Linked DNA regions of Homo sapiens: region 2 is linked to region 1. The links are chromatin loops, found by intact Hi-C in ENCODE. Cell type or tissue: IMR-90. All regions are shown on one strand. Region 1 overlaps CUL4A (cullin 4A). Region 2 overlaps F10-AS2 (F10 antisense RNA 2).

Region 1 (2,500 bases):
TACTCCTACGTGGTTTTTGACAAAGGAGCAAAGGCAATTCAGTAGGGGAAAAGAGACTGAAAAACTGGACATTTGCAGGGAAAACACTGACTCTAGACTTTTCTTTGTATTTTTTTGAAATGGAGTCTCACTCTGTTGCTCAGGCTGGAGTACAGTGGCACAACCTCGGCTCACTGCAACCTCCGCCTCCCGGGTTCAAGCGATTCTCCGGCCTCAGCCTCCCAAGTAGCTGGGATTACAGGTGCCTGCCACCACGCCCGGCTAATTTTTTGTACTTTTAGTAGAGATGGGGTTTCACCATGTTGGCCAGGCTGGTCTCAAAATCCTGACGCTCAGGCGATCTACCCACCTTGGCCTCCCAAAGTGCTGGGATTACAGGCATGAGCCACTGCACCCGACTCTGACTCTAGATTTGTATTTCACAATATATACAAAAATTCACTCTACATAGATCGTAGACCTAGATGTAAAACCTAAAACTCTAAAATGTCTGGAAGAAAGTATAAGAGAAAACTTTGTGACCTCAGATTAAGCAAGATTTCTTGGATACTAAAAGCACAATCCATAGAAGAACAAACTGATACATGTGACTTGAAAACTTAAAACAATTACTCTTCAAATGGCACAGTTAAGAGAATCAAAAGACAAGTTGAAGACTAGGCAGAAAGTATTTGCAAGGCGAATATCTGATACAGGACTTGTATCCAGAATACATAATAAACTCAAATACTCAATAATAAGAAAATAACCAACCCAATAAAAATGAGCAAAATATTTAAATAGACACTTCGTCAACGAAGATACATAGAATGGCAAGTAAATACAAAGATGCTTAGCATCAGAGGGAAATGCAAACTAAAACTACAATGACACTCCACCACACACCCACAAGCACAGCTAAAGTTACAGACTGAGGACACCACACGCTGGTGGCGGAGTGGAACTGGAGCTCCCATACACTGCTGGGAGAGACGCACACGCTGGTGGCGGAGTGGAACCGGAGCTCCCATACACTGCTGGGAGAGACGCAAAAGGGGCAGTCACTTGCAAAAACAAGAAATTCCGTACAAAGTTAAACATACATTTTCCATATGACCCTGAGAACTTACTTCTAGATAAAGAAGTAAGCAGAACTCACCTGAGAGGAGTAAGAATATATGTCCAAACAAAGGGTTATTCACAAATGTTTACAGCAGCTTTATTTAAAACAACCCAAGGCCAGGCGCGGTGGCTTATGCTGGTAAACCCAGCACTTTGAGAGACCGAGGTGGGTGGATCACCTGAGGTCAGGAGTTTGAGACCAGCCTGCCCAACATGGCGAAACCCCGACTCTACTAAAAATACAAAAATTAGCCAGGCGTGGTGGCAGGTGCCTGTAATCCCAGCGACTCGGGAGGCTGAGGCAGGAGAATCGCTTGAACCTGCGAGGTGGAGGTTGCAGTGAGCCAAGATCGTGCCATGGCACTCCAGCCTGGGCCACAAGAGTGAAACTCCGTCTCAAAGAACAAACAAACAAAAAACCCCAAACATGGACACCCAAATGTCCATTAACTGGTGAATGGATAAAACAACTGTGGTATACCCATTCTACTAGGTAATAAATTACAATCACACTGCGTTGTGCATGAATCTCAAAAGCACTGTCCTAAGTGAAAGCCAGATACAAAAGACTATGAAATACATGACTGCATTTAGATAAGGTTCTAGAAATCGCAAAATATAGTAACAGAAAGCAAATGGGGGACCGCCAAGGGCTAGGAGTCAGGGGAGAGGGCTGACTGCAAAAGTGGTCATGGCAATTTCGGGGGTGGTAGCAATATTCTACCATTCTACCAAGAAAGATTCCATCTTGACCGTGGTGCCGGTTACGTAACTGCATGCATCTGTTAAAACTTCCTGAAGTGCACATTATATGTAGACTCTATCTCAAAGCTGGTAAGAAAACATCATCCACTTACACTTCAGACAAAGAATGGATGTATGTACACCAAACTGTCAACAGTAGTTTTCTTTGGGTGGTAGGAGTATAGGTGATTGAAGTCTTCTTTTTTGTATTTTTTATAATTTTTACAATGCAGTCACTTGCATATCCAGAAAAAAAGTTTTTTTAATTCAAGCCTTTTAATAGAAATAATTGTATGACACATCGTGACCTAAAATATAGATATTAGACTACTGAATGAATGTTACTTTACAAAAAGAAGACACCAGAAAAAAAGTCGCTTATAAATAAAATATCCAAGTATGGTAAAATGTACTTTTTTGTTACTTCAGAAACGGAACACCATCACTTTGAATTAAATGCTACCAAATCTGTTTGAATACCTTAAAGGCAACCACTAATCACAAAACACAACAGAGAACAAAACCACTTTTTCTGAATTTTGAATTTTTTCAAAATCTGTTTGAATATCTTAAAGGCAACCATTAATCACAAAACACAACAGAGAAAAGACCCTCTTATTACTGTGGCAAGTGACACAGTCATGAGTTTTACATA
Region 2 (2,500 bases), 59 kb after region 1:
TTGACCTTGTCCCGGGTAGCTGAGCCCAGGGGACTCTCCTTCCTAGGGTTACCGCTCAGTATCAGCACAGCCACAACGTCCAGCCAGGGAGGGCATCCGAGGCCCTCAGCACCCACCCCGGGGGTCCGGCCCGCGTCAGGCTGCGAGTTCCCGAGTCCCTGGACCCAGCTGTGCCTGCTGGGGTCAGCGCAGTCTGTGAGCCTCGACCCCCAGCTCCCAGCAAGGCCTCCCAGCAAGGCCTGTCGGAACCCAGCGGAGACCGGCGGCTGGGGCTTGTCCTCGAGCGGGGGCGCAGGACACGGGGCGCGGGGCTCCTGCCCTTGCAGCGTCCTGTCAGGATGGACGACCCAAGCCAGACGGCGCTCCCTCCCGCCACACCTGGCCGTACTGGCCTCCAGCCATGCCGGTGCTGCCGAGGCCCCCGTGTGGGACAGGCCCCCGCTCCCGCCCGTCCTCCTGGCTGCATCTGCACCCGCCCGTACCCGCACCGGGCCTCACTGGCCCCTTCTCAGACCGGCACAGCCAGGTAGGTCCTCCCTAAGCACCACAGGTCGGGGCGGCTGGGCGTTTTGTAAGGACAAACTGCGACCGTGAACCCCGGGACGGCTCAGCACCCAGGCAGCGCGGCCTCTGAACGCTGTCTGCGGACTCGTCTCTCCTCCCCACTGGCCCGGCCACACGTCCATCCAGCCCCGCTGTCTCCCTCTTTCTGTGTCTGTCTCTCCGCCCTCTTTGTGTCTTGGTGTCTCCTCTCTCTCTCCCTCTCCCTGTCTGTCTCTCAGCATCTCTCTCTGTCTCTGTCTCCTGTGTCTCACTGTGTCTTTCTCTGTGTCTCCATGTCTCTGTTTCTCTCTTGTTCTATTCTCAATTTTTTTGTTTGTTTTTTACCTGGACTTACTCCCTCCCCTCTGTTTCTCTTTCTCTGTCTCTCTCTTTCTCTTTGTCTCTGTCTCTCTCTTTCTCTCTGTCTCTGTCTCTCTCTTTCTCTCTGTCTCTGTCTCTCTCTTTCTCTCTGTCTCTGTCTCTCTCTTTCTCTCTGTCTCTGTCTCTCTTTCTTTTTGTCTCTCTGGCTCTGCCTCTCTCCCTCTCCCCTCGCCCCCGCTGAGCGCTGTCTGACGGGAACCCCCAGCAGTCTCCCTCGCTCTCCTGGCAGCCTGCAGACTCCTCTGGTCTCACTGACTGCAGAGTCACTGGCTGTTTCTGGTCTTTGCTGACGCTGACGTTTTTTAAGAGTCTATGGTTTCCTCCATCTGGACTTGCCTGACTCAGGATCGGGCTCTGCTTAGACAGTGTTTTGGCAGCCCCCTGCCTTCGGCTCAGGAGGAGGCTGGGTCCCCAGGTTTTGCCACGCTAAAGGCATGCTTTCCTGGCATAGTTAACAGGCCAGTTCTGAGGTGATCCTCTGAGTCTCGAGGGTGTCCAGTTTCTCAGTGCCCTTCCACCAAGGTGGGGTCTTCATGGCGGGCGCTTGCCCACATCAGTGGCTACCCCGTGGCTGTGGAGTGGGGTCCTTCTAAACGGGAGCTTAACCCCCAGCCCTGCTGAGATGGCTCCATGACAGTGATGGTGGGGCCGAGGTCTGCCGTCCACCAGCTGTCCTGGCTGAAGCTCTCATTCCTGCTTCCTCTTCCTCACAGCCTGGGCTGCGTGTTCCCAGACGGCAGGCCCATCTCCCCATCCAAGCGCAGCTCTGGACCCACACAGGCTGGTCTCCCAGCACCCACAAGGGCCTCCCTGCCCCACCAGGCCCCCGACACCCGCTCTCACCTTCGTCCTCCAGAGGTGGACGCCCCAAAGCTCCCCTTCCTGCTCAGGGGGAGGGGAGGTGTCACTGGGGGAGGCGATGGGGCTGCTGCAGGTTCTCTCTCCCTCACTCTCAGGCGGAATCACTTCTCCCACCTTCGCTCCCCACCGTGACCTCCTGCTGCTCTCGGTCCTCAGGGTCTCACCTCTGTTCTCTCTCCCTCACTCTCAGGCGGAATCACTTTTCCCATCTTTACTCCCCACCGTGACCTCCTGCTGCTCTCGGTCCTCAGGGTCTCACCTCTGTTCTCTCTCCCTCACTCTCAGGCGGAATCACTTTTCCCATCTTTACTCCCCACCGTGACCTCCTGCTGCTCTCGGTCCTCAGGGTCTCACCTCTGTTCTCTCTCCCTCACTCTCAGGCGGAATCACTTTTCCCATCTTTACTCCCCACCGTGACCTCCTGCTGCTCACAGTCCTCAGGGTCTCACCTGGGTTCTCTCTCCCTCAGTCTCAGGCGGAATCACTTTTCCCGTTTTTGCTCCCCACCATGACCTCCTGCTGCTCTCGGTCCTCAGGGTCTCACCTCGCACAAACAGCCGCTTCAGTTATTTCCCGAAACAGAGCTGGGCCTCCCTCAGGGAATTCTGGGGGTCTCAGATCACAAAGTGTCCCCTGGCCCAGGCCTAGACTATTCTGAGTTAACACGGAGATGACATAGGTTTAGCCCACTTGCCTTTACTTATGAAGACGATAT

What was found. A loop is a pair of places that touch in the nucleus more often than their neighbours do. Peaks named below come from ENCODE experiments on the same cell type or tissue, not always from the same donor. Only the 100,000 strongest peaks of a DNase experiment are listed, where the experiment ranks them.
Region 2: it touches region 1 in a loop (7-fold over the local background); 47 of 110 quality-filtered maps call a loop at or near these places.

The regions. Positions count from the first base shown.
Region 1 is chr13:113,210,401-113,212,900 of GRCh38, reverse strand. The region is part of intron 2 of CUL4A (cullin 4A); the gene reads right to left. Among named protein-coding and RNA genes, the nearest start is that of CUL4A, 2.0 kb to the right of the region's middle. In IMR-90, a CTCF peak has its summit at 961; no DNase peak of the experiment used is centred here; H3K4me3 peaks cover 458 bases.
Region 2 is chr13:113,151,170-113,153,669 of GRCh38, reverse strand. It overlaps F10-AS2 (F10 antisense RNA 2), which reads left to right. Exons shown (of 3, transcript XM_011537532.4): 2 at 1-526. Among named protein-coding and RNA genes, the nearest start is that of F10-AS2, 1.6 kb to the left of the region's middle. In IMR-90, no CTCF peak of the experiment used is centred here; a DNase peak (open chromatin) is centred at 1,219; H3K4me3 peaks cover 62 bases; H3K27ac peaks cover 262 bases.